2 separate regions of the Mus musculus genome follow, and region 2 is linked to region 1. Evidence: chromatin loops called from intact Hi-C (ENCODE). Cell type or tissue: heart. All regions are shown on one strand.

The links. A loop is a pair of places that touch in the nucleus more often than their neighbours do. Peaks named below come from ENCODE experiments on the same cell type or tissue, not always from the same donor. Only the 100,000 strongest peaks of a DNase experiment are listed, where the experiment ranks them.
Region 2: a loop joins it to region 1, with 2.4 times the contacts of the local background. A loop is called at or near these places in 3 of 42 quality-filtered maps.

Annotation. Positions count from the first base shown.
Region 1 is chr14:22,153,215-22,161,214 of GRCm38, forward strand. All of the region lies in intron 2 of Lrmda (leucine rich melanocyte differentiation associated), which reads left to right. Among named protein-coding and RNA genes, the nearest start is that of Gm41107, 130 kb to the left of the region's middle. In heart, no CTCF peak of the experiment used is centred here; no DNase peak of the experiment used is centred here; H3K27ac peaks cover 481 bases.
Region 2 is chr14:21,991,949-21,999,948 of GRCm38, forward strand. It overlaps A330001L22Rik (a long non-coding RNA gene), which reads left to right. Exons shown (of 2, transcript XR_001781181.2): 1 at 1-2,176; 2 at 5,608-6,622. Among named protein-coding and RNA genes, the nearest start is that of Zfp503, 6.3 kb to the left of the region's middle. In heart, no CTCF peak of the experiment used is centred here; DNase peaks (open chromatin) are centred at 1,813 and 3,683; H3K4me3 peaks cover 3,385 bases; H3K27ac peaks cover 1,561 bases; H3K27me3 peaks cover 4,407 bases.

The sequences.
Region 1 (8,000 bases):
TAGCGCTCAGACTGGCTTTGAGCTCACCTGACGGCTGAGGCTGACCTTCATCCACTTTGCCTCTTCTTCCTGAGTTTTGGGGTAATAATTGTGCCACATTGTACCCAGTTTATGAAGTACAGTGGGTTTCACCCAGGGCTTTCATGAGACCAGGCCTGCCTGTACTAATAGCTATGTCCTCAGCTCAGAAAAATAAAATTAACTTGCAAAAACCAACAGCAAAATGTTCTGTTGCTGCTTAAAACAATCCAGTGGGGGTTTTCTCCCCTTTGTCCAAAAGCATTGTCATCCTTGGAGTCTGTTAAGTATTGGTACAGCTTTTCTGTCTAGTGCCCAGCCCCTGTGAGGTTTCTAGTATAACTCCTTCCTTCCTCCTCCTGCCATTCTTAAATTTATCCAGTATATGGAGAAATTCAACAATTTTCATTAAGAAGTTGTCAGAAAGGAAAAAAAAATATTTCTGAAAGATAAATTCAGGCATGAAGGACCCTACTTTCTTAGTGTGTTGCATTTAACAAGAGGGTCTGGCTTTTGTCCAGATGTGTTCACCTCTGGACAGTGTCCTGACTTTAATCAGCCACAATGATCTGGGCCTGTCTTCCTCTTACCTTTGTGTATCAGGTGGTCCAGAAGAGGGGCTGTGGGCATGGGGGTGCAGAGAGGCGAGGAGAGGTGACTAGAGAGAGAAGCCTCAGAGGTGACATTTGAGAAACACTCTGCACCAAGGAGTAAAAAAAAAAAAAAATTAATCAAAGATTTCCATCTAGCCATTACCGGCTGGCGTGCATGGCCTCTGAGCCTCTGAGCTAAAAAGTCTGCAGAGTCTCCTGGCGCTATTGAGTTTGTCTTGTAAAAGTGCAGCTGTCCAAAACATGACAGCTACAGCATTAGCAGGGCCATTAAGAGGTGTAGAACATTTCCAGGGAAATGATTTGAAAAATGACAATGCTGGCTCCCGTGCGATATTAATTATACCCTGTACCCGTGGCAAATAAGCTAAAATAGTTGGCAAGAAAGACAAAGTGAGGTGTCCTGGTTCTGACCGTCACTCTTGTCACACGGTCACCAGCCTAGTAGAGCTGATGGTCAGCAGGTAATTGTAGAGGTGAGGGGACATGCTTTAGGCCCAGCTATCTGTCAGGCTGTGTGTGAAGGGCAGACTCACGGTGGGCATGGCTCACGGGAGCTGAGGTGTTAGAGGGTGAAGGGTGGGGCCTGTGAGGTAATGTTACTAGAACAGCCTGCAGTGGCATTGGCGGGAGTTGTGGATTTCTACACTTCCCAGTGTGAGAGTCACCAGACCCAGGCAGTGATGGAACGCTTGAGACACAAGCCATTGTGGCTGAGGGTGTGGGGTCTAAATTGTATTTCACTTTAATTAAGATGTAAATATCTACAGAGAGCTACCACACCGAGCAATGAGGGACCTTAGAAAGTAGCTGCTCCACGGGACTGGGTTTGGACGGGAGTGTGACTGTTCGTGGTGATCAGAGTCAGGGTCTGTGCTAGATAAGGAACATGTGGCTTTCTCGTCCAGCCTTTGTTTCCTCCACTAGGAGTCCATTGTATAGCTGGGGAAACTGAGGCACGGGGCTCCCATGTGGACCAGCTTAAGGTCACAGAACAAGTGAGGCAATAGGTTTGCTATTGCCAGTTTCATCATGCCCCTTCCTTGGGAGCGGCGTCCTGTCCATGGGCACCCAGAAGGTTACTGTTCTCTTCAGGTCATCTGGAGCTGGGGCTCTTCTGTCATAGCATTCTTCATCTTAACATTCAGCACTCTATGTGAGGCATGTGCCAACTCTGAAACTACTCGAAGGGAGCCCCCACATCCCTTGTGTTGGCCAGAACTTTCTGGAGTGCCACCAGCCAGTTGGTTCCATCCTGGAGAGAGCCCTCCTATAAACCTGTCCACCCTGTAATCCTGAATCAAGCGTTTGGCCTTTAGGCCAGATGCATTCTCCTGCTTCTCCTCTCCCTGCTGATCCTGTAGCTAAATTACCCTGTGTAAACAAGGCTTGGAGGCTCCTGACTGTGAGAGATGAGCTGCTGGCTTTTGTGGAGGAAGAAAATAGACCTGGGTTGGAAGAGGTCATGAGCAGGTCAAAGTGCCAGAGGAAAATGCTGGAAGGTCTCCAGTTTCCACACTTGGAAGTGCTTCAGGAATGTGCGGTGTGCCCCCTGGAATAGGTAGGTGTCTATATGCCATATATACAGCCACCTATATGTTTTAACTGGAATCCCCTCGTATGGCTTATTAAATAAAAAATACACATTAAAATAACAACGACAACAAACAACCCAGTGAAGGTCAGCCCAGACCTTTGGAAGAACTGTTGAAATAGGGCTGGGCGGTTATCTGCTAATCCCCCAAGTGTGCACAACTCCAGAAACAGCACTCCGTGTTAAATCTCCAAGTGCAAAGAAAATGCCTTGAAATTACAGTGTTTGGTAAATTAGAGACTTGCTCTCAGCAGCTCCCCCTTCCAGGGCTGAGGCCCAGCCATTTCCACTCTTCCTTGTTTACCTTAAAACCCACTTTACTGCCTGTGGTGTCTCTGTTAACCTCCAGAACCCTTGCGATTTCATTCATGTGATTTGTTATTGAATGACCTTTTGAGGATTTTACAAAACATGACCTTTTCTTGTCAAACATTCAAGGGTCTGTAAAGTGAAGCTGTCAGGGGGACTCTGTGTGTTTGCTAATTATAACTAATATGTTTCCCCACATCCTTGGAAATGCAAATCGCTTATTTGTCCCATGAATGGCTGCTCTTTCTTGCCTGTTAGTTTGAGAAGCTTGGGAGCCTCTCAAAGGGGCTTCTCTGGCCTGGGAATCCCTACCCTCGTCTTAAAGGCCTAGGGAAAGGGAAAGCTGATTTTGTTGTAAGTTAATTTGACCCCTTGGGAACCACAAAGGAAGATGCCACGGGGCGGGATGGTGGTAGGGGAGAAGGACAGAGTTCAGAACAATCCAATTCTCCAGAAAGTAATGGGCTAAGGGCAATCTCAGGAATGTTCTGTGCTGTTCTAATACTTAACCCAAGGGAAAGGGCTTTTTGTTTGTAGGTGGAAACAAAGGCAACGGGAGGGAATTTCTGTCTAGGACAATAGGATTACAGGGAACGAAACATTACAACCTGCTTTCCTTCCCTTGATTTTGATAGTTAAAATGGAGCCATCACTTCAGCCAAACGACAGATACAGTGTTGCAAGGGCCTGGCCTCTGCTTAGAGTTGTCCAAGCATTTGCACATTTCCCTCACCTCAGCGCTATGATCCAGGTGAAAGTTATCATTATCATTGCCAGGTTACACGGCACAAAGGAGCTTCAGGAGAAGTAACTTGGACAGGGTCTGTTGCCAAAGTCAGGCTTTGACCCATGGTCTTTCAGACTAGAGGATGTTAGAATGTTTCCTCAGAAGTATGAGTTTTGACTTGACAAGTGCTACTAACCTACTTCCCTTCAAAACTTTCTTTTCTCTACCAGAAGGGTTTTGTGTGTCTTTTCTTCTCCAGAGTGTTAGCTTCAGAAATTGATAATTACTTAACTGAGCTATGGACAGCTTTTCTGAATCCCAGTTTGGGGAACTCAGGACCAGATCCGATCATGGGAGAAGAGGTAAGGAGTACTTGTCAGGCTCCGGATGTATTTACAAATAGATCTGGTCAGACTTCTTATTAGTAAGAAACTACACTCTCTGAACATCCCAAATGACACATGGTTACTGTCATTGATGATTTGAGGTTAAAGGGGGAGGGATTTTGATTTTGAGTGACTAAGCAACGACTGTTTGTTTAAAGGGAAAGGGTGGGATCACATACGAACTGAATAAACCTATTTTCGGAGCTTGGAGAAATTCCATTTGCACTGTGTAAATTGCTGGAAGATAGCGTTTTGTTTTGGTTCCTTTCCACTCAAGGTGGGGCTGTGGCTTCAAGAGGTCGACCAGCCATAAAGTTGCTGCATGTTGGACTGGCTCCCCAGAGGCTAATACAGAGCCTCTTTTATAAGATTCAAATGCTTGGCCCTGCTCCGCTGTTGATCCCCCCAGTCATTTGGAAAACTCAATTTATCTAGGTAGGGGGATTATTGGGTTTCTCCAGCTTCCAAGTATAACTCCTAGGAGATGTCTTTGAAATGACTTTCATGTGTTTTCCTTCCTCATTCTGTTGATGGACATAGATGCGCAAGGTAATTTGTGTCTTTGGAACAATGGAAATTTTTGAAGTATTAGCTCATTGTTTGGAAAGGGTCATTACAACTTTATGTACTAAAAAAAAAGTTCAGACTGAGGATAGAAAAATATATTTCACTCCTTTTATGAGTCTGCTCTCAAGAGCCAAGCAATTTGTTATAAAAGGACGTAAGAAATATCGAGAATGAGAAAAAGTTATTCGTTTTATAAAGCCTCGTCCCTCTTCATGCCTCTTTCCCCACCAGCCCTTGACTGCTCCATAAATGACCCTCAGTGTGAGAGAAGCTGTCCACCCTGCTATTTCACATGTATTGAAGATGTTTATGAGGGGTAGTTAGATTTCAAATGTACAGTAACCCAGTTTTCCACTAAAGAGGACCCTTATATCTTAGTGCCTAATGCCATTGGTTTATGCATTTCAGGGGCATGCCATTCTGTATATAGTCAGCCTGACCTTAAAGTTTTTTAAAAGTCACCATTTCCTAGAGTAGATCCCAAGTGAAGAAGGAAATCATGAAAGTTTCATTTTGGCAGCTTCTCTTTTAAAGCAAGTGAAGTTTAGGGTCTGTGTCATGATTAAGAATGGACTTTTAAAATGAATTCTGTCAGTGACAGTCAGTGGTGATAGCCTGAGCCACCTCCACACTTTGCCTGAGTCTTTATGGTAAGAAAAAGAAAAAGGAAAGAAAATTCTCCCAAATATGATTAAATTCATTTCAATCATATAAAGTAATTTTAGTAGACGGAAAGTGATGGAAATTTATGAGAGGCCAGACATCAGATCTTTGAGAGAGTAATTGTATGAGTTTGCTGATTCTTGGGACTATAAGGGGAAATATTTAATAATCTGATGAAAAGGAAGGCTGTTTGCTTTAAACAAGAAGCACATGAACATTTCAATTTGCTTTTGGTTTCAGGGATTCACAGATCACACTCACGGTTGTCTTTGCTACCCCAGGTTAGTCCCCTTACATTAAAGGTCTCCCTACACACCCTGGGAGACTTAATGCCTGACCAAGGAGCCAATTCAGTCACTGGTGTGCATTCAGTTTCTAAAGATTAAGGTAAAATTTGCTATATTGAACATGAAATTATTGGCTCCTGTCCACGATGCCGTATCCCTAGTATCGGGTGGATGAAGACAGCCCAAGATCTTGATACACACAGTTGGGATGGTAGAAATCCACTAATGACTGTGGAGATGGCTCGGTTGGTAAAGTACTTACTGTACAAGCATGAAGTTTGGATCCCCAGCACCTGTATAAAAGGCTGGGTACAGTGGCACGTGCCTGTCAACCCAGTGCTGGAGACAGGAGGACCCAGGGCTTTCTGGTCAACCAGCCTAGCTTAATCACTGAGATCCAGATTCAGTGAGTGTGCGCATGCACGCACACACACATGTGCATGCACGCATACCTCCCTATTTACTAATTTTGAATTTTGAAGCTGTATAGTTTAATGAGAGCAAAATGATGAAGTTAGTGTTAGGAGATGCAGGTTTTCGCTTTTTCCCGTGTTGAACGAGACATCTGATCTGTCTGATCTCCAGTTTTATCACTTGACTCGTGACTCTCATGTATGATTTCAGCACCAATTATCCATTCCCCTTTTGACTTTCCACTCGTATTTTATTTATTTAGTGCATATATGTTCAAGAGCACGTGGAGGCCAGAGGTCAACCTTATGTGACTCCCTTGGGTGTTATCTTCTTTTACTTCTGTACTTTCTCTTCCTTCCTTCCTTCCTTCCTTCCTTCCTTCCTTCCTTCCTTCCTTCCTTCCTTCCCTCCCTCCCTCCTTCCCTCCTTCCTCCCCTCCCTCCCTTCCTTCCTTCCCTCCTTCCTTCCTTCCTTCCTTCTATCTTTTCTTTTTCTTTTTGGTAGAACTAGCAAGCAACATACCAAGTAGGCTAAGTTGGCTGTCTAGTATCCCTGGGGATCTATCTGTCTCTGCCTCCTTGGGGCTGGCATCACAAACACCCTCTACTATGCTCAGTTCCTTAGTTACCCTCTATCATGCAAGGTGAATGCTTTAGTGACTAAGTCATCCCTGGGCTGCCATTTGTATACCATAGAATCAAGTTCACTGTGCAAAAAGAGAAAGTTAGACCTGATTTTACTTTTTAGGAAGCTTTCATATTTAATTTGGGCATTTCAGAAAGTCAAGGATATATAATATTTTATATATTATATGATATGTACTATATATCACAATATATAACACATTTTATGTGTCATATATCATATAACACTATTATATAATTATATGTAATAATTATATAATCATAGTTCATATATCATATAATATAAAGTATATATTATATATCATGTATATGGGTATGTATGTAACATATGTTATATGATATATAAAATATTTATTATAATGCATATTTAGTATATATATAGTATATGTATTACAGATGTATAATATGTAGTAATATAGTAATATGCTACATGATATATAATATATAACACTATTATATAATTAGATATAATATATAACTATATATGATATAGCATCATATATAATTATATATGCTATAATAATTATATGTATAATAAAAATAAATTAAAAAAATACATAATCTAGATTTTCTGTTACAGTAGAAATCCAAGCATCCTTGGGGATAAAATACAGTAAATGACAGAAAATTTTTGGAAAAATTCTTGGAGTATTAGTGTGGGGCCAGAATTACTGTTCAGACCCTTTAAGGCACAGGAGTTGAATTTCTTTACAAGGGTTCATGTCTATCATCATCACCTCTGTCATCTCCAGCTATTCCTTGCCAGAACTTTTGCAGTTGGTCTGTGCTCTATGGCCATGTTAAAGTTTCTCTTTGATGCAAGTTGTGGGGAACTGAAATGAGGGAGGATGCTCCCAGAGAACTAGAGTAAGAGAGGATTCTCTCACAGGTTTCTAGTAGCTAGAGGAAAGAAAGACGCTCACTAAGACAGTTTGCTCACATCAGCCCCAGTCGCCATGACTAGCTGATACCACTGCATGGCTCCTGTGACTAGCGGCTGTGGCGTGGAGAAGTCTGGGCTTGGGCAAGGAGACTCTTGGATTTTAAGTTAATTTTCTGAGTTTGATTTATGTCTTCTTAAGGCTCTTTTCCTTCCAGTGCTGTTGTTGCTTTTCTAGTTGCTCAGCTGATAGTCCCTGTTTAAGAGGAGGAGACACTGTTGTACTTCGTGGCTTACAGCAAGCTCCAATCAAGAGGCCGTCTGTTCTCCATCTAAATATGTCCTGTGTTTTCCATGTTAGGCTGGAATAGAGAGTAGAGCCCAGTAAGTTTCTCCGCTGTGGGATTGTTTATCTCAAACACTAGTAGTGGGAAAACAGAAAGAAACATTTGCCCCTTGTGCTAAGATGTCCTCTCTAGTCATTCTTTATAAGACAGGGATGTCAGCACTGATGGGAACAAAGCAATGCTCAGTGTCTTAGAGAACAAGAGATAGAGTCCACAGGAAAGGACCCCCCACCCCTTTTTCTGGCTGTACAGTAAGATTCTTTGGCATGGTGTGTCTGGCTGATGGAAAAAGATGCTCGTCACTCTCATGGGCACTGAAACTATTCCTGGTCTCACATCTTTTGAAAGAATGTTTGTCTTCTAGTGGTGACATAAGCATCCACTGCTGGAAGTGTCCTCTATGAAACCAAGACTAGATGGGGCTAGATAGATATGTGTATGTGTGTTTACGTGTATGTGTGTCTGTGTGTGTGTGTGGGTGCGTGTATGCATGTGCACACAGGGCATGTGTGACCATGCATGTATGTGTGTGTGTGTCCATACATGTTGGGTG
Region 2 (8,000 bases), 160 kb before region 1:
CTGCCTCCCCGCCTGCTCCACGTATAAATGTCTGCATGGCAGTCCTGTTCTCAGGAGCAGGGCATTCTCAGGGCCCGGGTTCCTTCTTTCTCCACAGGAGTGCATGCGAGTCCCAGGTTTTCTTTCTTTCTTTCTTTTTTCCTGCAAATAAATAAATATTCCCCCTAGTTTCTTTCCCAAGTTAGGACTTTTAGAGGCTCATAAAGGTTTTGTGTATTTGGGGGACAGGGAATTAATTCAGCCAGTGCAGGATAGCTAAATATGTGGGCTGTTGCAAGCCCCCTGTTTGGGATCAGTATCTTGCCCCGGAATTTTACAGTTCCAGCCTTCTTGACCTGGCCAATATCCTCTTTGGAGCTTCACCGGGCGTTGGGATCTCAGCACTTAGTGTATGAAGGAGTGCTTAGGATTTCTTAGTAAATACACCTAGGTTATTTCTTCTATGACCTCAAGCTAGAGCCTCAAGGACTGGAAGGGGTTTGGCTTCTAGATCTCTGAATTGTGGCCTTCTTGCTGGTGTCTCTGGCTTCCCAGTTTGGTAATGTCTTGGAGTTGAGCACCAACCACCTTTCTATGATATGCTTTGGTCTAAGCTCAGACCCAAGTGGCCACTGCCAGAACCGGACTAAGCCAGGACTGGGAGCTGGCTGAAGTGTCTGAGGTGAAAGGGTGGTTGGAGGGATCCAGGGCCTACTAATTTAAATGCCAGATCTTCTCTAAGACACTGTCTGGGGTCGCCATCCATAAGCGCCCCAAAGGTGCTGTGCAGTTGAACATCCACACTAAACATCCCCAGCTGGCAGCTGTTTTGCTGGGATTGAAGGCTGGGACTATCCAACAAGACCTATTTCAGACTGCTTGGTGCCCTGGGCTGCAGGACTAGGGATCCCCACACAAGCCCCCTCAAAGTCCCTCAGTTCGTACTTACTTTCCAGTCTTATGAAAATAATTTATTTCTAAACTCAGAAATACGGTATATTTACATATGCATGTATGTATATATATATATATAATATAATGTAATATATATGTGTGTATACACACGCATACATATATATATATTGAATGATGCACGGTGGCTCAGTTATCTGCCTACCTGGATTTCTTATGCATTTATTTATGTCACCTCCACTGTACTGCAGATACCTAAAGAGCTATAGACAGAGCTCTATTCAGCTCTGGCTGTAGGAAATATTCACTAGGTGATTATTAGACATAAGTTCTAGCTTGGGCCCCGATAACACTCAAGCAAGGAATGTAAAAAAAATACATCACAAGTAAGGACAAAACCAAACCAACCCTTGCTTTATAATTTTCCCAATTTAATTATATGTGCACCCATTTAGAATGTAAGAATATGTATTTTTATCCTATAGGCATCAATTTCCAGACTTATGTGCCCTTGAAACCAGAAGCAATAAATGGTGTTGGTACTGAGCACTGAGATGTTTGTATAATTTTACCTTCACATGGATAAAGCTTACACATGGCTCTGCAATAAATTCAATCTTGTCATTTTTAGGATTGAGAGGATATCTCTGGCCTTCGTTGGTGTCATATTAAACTGAGTAAGTCCAACCAGCAGGCATCCAACTGAAAATGTCTCCCGGGTGGCATGTACCGGTGAGCCTAGGCTCAGTTGCAGGCGCGAGATGACTCCCCATGCCTAGGAGGTAGTGGTTTCAGCCCTACTGTTCTCTTGGTGCCCAAGGTTTCATGGCCTAGTAGCTCAAGCTTTAGAAACCTACAGGGTTTCTAGAGTCCGCCCCCAGCGAAAACTGAAAGCAAATTCCACAGCAGAGTCTGAACTTTGCTTCAAGCAAGTTTTCTCCAGAGAATTAGAGGTGGCTTTGGGAGGCCAAAGTTAGTGTGAGCACACGAGGGAGGGGACCTGGTGGCCTAGCTTGGCCAGAGGCAAATTGAAGGCACCCTCTTCCTTATTTCTGTTACTCCTTAGTGCCCACCTCCGGTCTGCTGCCGACGCCCAGCATGGGTGTCTACAGTTCGCACCGGGTGGTAAAGGAGAAGTAGCTTTGTACAGAGCCTTGCTCAGAGTACTCTGCCTGATCCAGCTTGAGAAAATTTGAGTCCAGATCACCTTCTGCGGGGAAGAGTGGTTAGAAGTTAATCCGAGCAGTCCCTGGCCTAGCTCTGTGTCCTAACTTCCAGCTAGCGTGTAAGTTATCTGGGGCCACCTGCGCAGCAAACTTCCAGCTCTGAGCCCCGACTTCTGAAGAGGGCACTCACAGGGCCGTTTCGGCCTCAGCCCGGGAGGAAAGCTTGCTTCGGGAGGATGAGTGTGTGGATCCCACGCACACGTGGTTGCCCAGACCCTTCTAGATCCCCTAACTCGAGGCGCTTCCCTTGGAGATTCGTGGATTTGGGGTTCTAGCAAAGGTGCAAACTGAGCGCTTGGACTCAGGCGGGGGGCGGTTGCCAGTCTCTCCGCCGGGCCTGTCCCCAGGCTGGCCGTAGTGGGTGAGTGATGAGGGCAGAGAAGGGCGCCCATAAATCCCGAGTGTCAGGGCGAAAAACTCTCTTTATTGTCTGCATGATGGATGGGCCCGGGGACGAGACACCAAATACTTCGTATCGCCTTTAAATGGGAACACATTTTTCGCAGCCATAATTCATGTTTTTTAAATAGAAAGTTTGAAATGTTGCCTATATTTCACCGGCCCTGACATATTTATGAATCGTTCCTTGCATGCAAATATCATTATTTAAAGCGACCGGGAGAGCGGGAGTGGGGTGGGATGGGGGGAGGGGAGGAGGCGCGGGGCCCCTGGGGCGTGGGAGTGGTAAACTGGAGACCGGTAAATGGAGGGGATTCATCTCCCTAAAATGCAGATGATGGGGCGCGGAGAAAAGCTGTGTCTGGAAGCTGAGCAAGCCCTGGGACTTCGCTCCCGCTGACGACGTTGCTAGGCCTCCTGAGGAGGTCCGCTCGGCTTGGGACCAAGTGCAAGTTTCCTAATCTTGGGGGGGGGGGGAACCAAAAGATAATTTGTAACCTTCTTTGAAGCTGAAGCCACATTTTCCAAGGAAGAAGTTTAAAAAAGGAAGAGTTTAACAAACACAAGTAATAATAACAACCCATCGTGTTTCGTGTTCTTTGCCAGTACATCGATTTTATTGATTTTCATTCTGCAAACATGGGAGTGTGCGCACCCGGTGGGGCAGCTGTCAGTACGCAGTCACCACGCAGAGTGGGTGGGGGAAAATCCTCAGTTGTCACCGCTCCATCTCCCACCCCATCTATTCAGTTCAACAGCTTCCAGGCACAATGGAGACTGCTCAAGACGCGGGGACACAAATGATCCGGTCCCCAAGCTGAAGGGCTTCAGTCCCGCCCCTTCTATCTGCCCAGCTCCAGCACCATTCCGGGGCTCCGCGTTCTCTCTCCCCCACCACTGCAGGATCAACACAGTCTCTACCTCTCTCCAAGTCAATCTTTCCCTGGAGGCACCTACACCTGCGCCCTTACTTGCCCACACTTTACCTGTGAGCTTCTCAGCGGCGCCAGCGGCCCCGCGGATAACCGAGAAAGGATGGGGAGGGCGGGAAAGTGGGAGGGTCAGAGAGCAGCCAGTTGTTCCGAGCCAGGATCCTCCTTCTAGACCCGAAGCTGGGGTGCAGGTTTAAGTCGCTCTAGGAGCTGAATTGAGCGCGGGAGGGAGACCCAGGGGTGGGCGGGCCCAGGGCCAGCAGCACTTCCGCTGGGGTGGGGCTGAGGGCTGACGTGGGCTCCGCCCTCTGCCGCGTCGACCCGCCTCCTACAATTCAGTCTTCATAGCTGAGAGTTTCTTCAGTACCAGTCCAAAGCCTGAAGGCAGTGGCAGCTCCCTTTTCCTACCTGCCTTTACTTTCTTTTTACATCCTGAGAACAGAAGGACCTACTATCAAGAGCCTAGGCCCCAGGTAGAGTCCACCCCCCACCCCCAAGATTTATCCAAACTTCCGTCCTTTGGTGGACTCACCTGGTGCAGAGTCCTCCACGCTTTCTCTGGTATTCAACCATAGGTTCTGTAGAATAGGTGGGAGTACAACCAGTGCCTCCGGGGTCTCATCTTTCAGTAGGAACAAAACTGTTTTTTCCACATTAAGTACTTTTATGCAACTGCATGTCATTAAATAAATCTACATCTCATTTAAAGGAAGTGACCATTCATGTGTAATCAGTTGTCCAAATTAGAGCAAGAAGTCTGTGGATGGGGAAACAAAACAAAGATGAAAAACAAAGGACAAAACACTAACACTTTTTGATAGATTGTTTTGTGTCTGTACTATAAAAGAATTCTGTGTGAATTATGCCCTCAAAGCAACCCTCTAAGACAGTTGCTGTGAATATCCTGTTTTAGAGATAAATTGAGCACAGAGAGGAGATATCGGCCTTGCCTTCCTCACATCCCTTCCTTTCTCTTCAGATCCTGGGGCAAGACTTCTGAAGTCTGGGATGTTTGCCCTGCTAACTGGATGCATGTGGAGCTGAGAGGAGCACTGAATTGTATAGAGGATTTGAGAGGTGTCACTGGAGTGGCCTCCTGGGAAAGCTGACCATTGAGCATCCTGGTTTCTCCCCGGAAGTCTCAGCCAGGAGGGCCAGAGAGCTCTCTGGGGGTAGGAGTGGTGGTTGAGTAAAGCAAAGACTGGGGACAGACACACAGAAGCCCTGAGCTCAGTTCCCAGCACTCACCACAAAGTAGGTGTGGTCTGTTCCTGTAATCTCAGCACCTGAGACCTGGTGAAACTGGATTAACAACAACAAAACCAAGCAACAATAACAAAAATCCCAAACAACAACAACAATGATAACAACAAAGCTGTGTCTGGAAGCTGAGGGCTTCTTTCTCTTTTAAAAACATGTGTGGTTTCTAGTGGTTCTTAGCACCACTATGGACCTGTTTCTCATGGCTGATCTGATCTGGCTTCCCGGGGTCTTAGCCTCTTGCTCCCACTCACCCAGAGTTCCCACTATCCCTGGCTTTCTTTTGATTGCTCCAATAGGCCAGGCTACTTCCCACCCCAAGGGCTTTGCTGATGCCTTCTGTCCTGTTCTCTCCATCTGACTCCCCTTCCCTTTCCTAGAGCGTCAAGTAGAGGCCACCTCATGCGTACCCTGTAACCTCAGCTGTAACAGGATGTTCTGTGGAGAGTTTGTCTTCTCCCTGGGATGGTAAACTCCAAGGACAGAGCCCTTTCTTCCAAGGGATGAAGATAAATAAACTCAATGATGTCGATTGTGTGGATAATTACATCTTAGGCTCACTGCACTTTGGAAGGGGCACCATGAAGTCTTCTCAGATCCTAGGACGTTCTCAGTTTAGAGAGGGGAAATAATACACAAATCTCATGAGAAATATGACTATGTTGATTTTTATGTTGTAAATGTCAATTAAATAGAAGCTTGAGGGGCTGGAGAGATGGCTCAGTGGTTAAGAGCACTGACTGCTTTTCCAGAGGTTCTGAGTTCAATTCCCAGCAACCACATGGTGGCCCACAACCATCTGTAATGGGATCCGATGCCCTCTTCTGGTGTGTCTGAAGAAAGCAATAGTATACTCATACACATAAAATAAATAAATCTTTTTTTTTTTTTCAAGAAAGCTGGAGGAGTTGAAGAGGAGCAACACCTTACTTGGACGTTCAGAGTGGAAGGTGTGCTGATTGACAGGATGAAGGAGGAAACTTGCCTCTCCTCATGACCATTCCTCCCAGTTCAGGCAAACACATCAAGGGTTTAAGACTCTCCTGGATGAGCTGCCCATCCTGGTGGCCCTCTTTCTTTTGGCCCTCTTCACATTTAGTAATCTCTGTCAGTTCTTTGCTGCTATGATAGCTGGCTCATTCTCCTGCCTATCTCAGACTCTTGCTCTTCTGATCCATCTGTCATACCTGCCTGGCTAGTTTCCTTGACTACATCATTCCCTTGATCAGAAGCCCTCAGTGATTCCCTGTTGTCCATGCATAACATTTAACTCTTCAGAAAATAATTCGGTTTTAGACTACTTATAGAAAGCTTAGAGTTGCACACCAAAGTTATGTATGTTCATATCAGCCAGGAAAATTTCAAAAATATAAAAAGAAAGAAAAAAATAAAAAGATCACCCCACCTCCTCTCCATTTCCCACTTAGTTTCCTGAGGTTGGTTTCCAGTGCTAGCTAGTTTTGAGTGTACTTTTTGATGATGATGTTGTGTGTGGGTGTGTGTGTGTGTTCAGGTTCTGGGATCATACTCAGAGTCCTTGAACATTCTATCTAAGTACCTTACCCCATGAGCTACAGCCCAGCCATTACTTTAAAAGATACATTTATCTGTTTGTGTGTGTGTGTGTGTGTGTGTGTGTGTGTGTGTGTGTGCTATACACTCATGCATGCACATGCTACAGCACCTATATAGGGGCTAGAGGACAACTTTTAGTAATAAATTCGTTCCTTTTACCATGTGAGTTTTGGTGACTGAGCACAGGTCTTCAGGCTTAGCAGCAAGCATCTCACTGTCTACCCTGACTCCCCTTTACTTTCTTTAAGACATGGTTTCTCCATGTAACTCAGTTAGGTTCTCCAGTGCTGGCTAACTTGTTTTAAAACTTCACAATGATATATAAAAAATATAAATACATATAAATGTATGTATTATTTTAAGCTACTTCTTTAATGTTAATTTTTATTTATTTATTTCCATTTTACATGCATCAGCATTTTGCCTGCATGTATGTCTGTGTGAGGGTGTCAGATCTTGGAGTTACAAACAGTTATGAGCTGGCATGTGGGTGTTGGGATTTGAACCCAGTTCCTCTGGAAGAGCAGTCAGTGCTCTTAACTGCTGAGCCATCTCTCCAGCCATGCATATATATATATATATATATATATATATATATATATATATGCATGTTTATTCAACCATTCTACCATCAATGCACAAATAGATTGCTATCATGTTTCTTTTTTTATTGTCTTTTATTATCTTTTTATTTTTTTATTTTTTTACACTCCAGATTTTATTCTCCTTTCCTGGTCCACCCTCTAACTGTTCCACATTCCATACCTCCTCCCACCCCGCTACCATGTTTCTTTAATTAATAAAATTTTGTGCCTGTATTATTGCAACCAGTGATTTTATTTTTGTAGTACAGAGTACCAAATTACAATAGTCTATACAAAAACCAAATTAAATTTCTTTGTTCTCACTACATGTCATGTGTTTTTCTTTTCTTTTTGCCTGCCTGCCTGCCTGCCTTCTTTCCTTCCTTCCTTCCTTCCTTCCTTCCTTCCTTCCTTCCTTCCTTCCTTCCTTCCTTCTTCCCTTCCTCCCTCCCCCTCTCTCTTTCTTTCCTTCCTTTCCTCCTCCTCCTCCTCTTCTTCATCCTCTTCCTCTTCTTCCTTCCCTTCCTCCTCCTCTTCCTTTTTTTGAGACAGGGATTTTCTGTGTACACTTGACTGTCCTGGATCTCACTCACTCTGTTGGCCAGGCTGGCCTTGAACTCAGAGATTCCCCATGTCTTTGCCTCCTAAGTACTAGGATTAAAGGTATGCACCATCACCATCCAGTCAGTATATTTTTCTACCTCTGCCCCACTTCCTGAGATGGCCCTTGTCCCCATTCTCAACCAACTTCTAATCCTGCAATGACCAAGTCTGTTGCTAGCTATGCTGTTGTCTTCCTCTTTTCTTCTCCTCAGCAATGTAATGATGTGTCAGGTCCAGGAAGTAGGTTAAGATCAGTGTAGAACAATCATAACTCTCCTGTCTTCTTTCCCAGCCATCTTTGCAGCTAGAGATGGCCATGAGACCATCTTGTGGTAAATGGGGATCATGTGGCCAAGCAGAAGAGGAATGTTGTGACATACACTTATGACATCCTCCATGGTGATGTCGCAAATGCTCTGGTCTGTCTCTCACTCTCCGTTCTCTCTTCTCCCGTGAACTTGAACCAAACATCTAGAGCAGTAGCCACCATGACCACAAGGAAAAGTCTAAGTGAACAGCAAAGCGAGCCT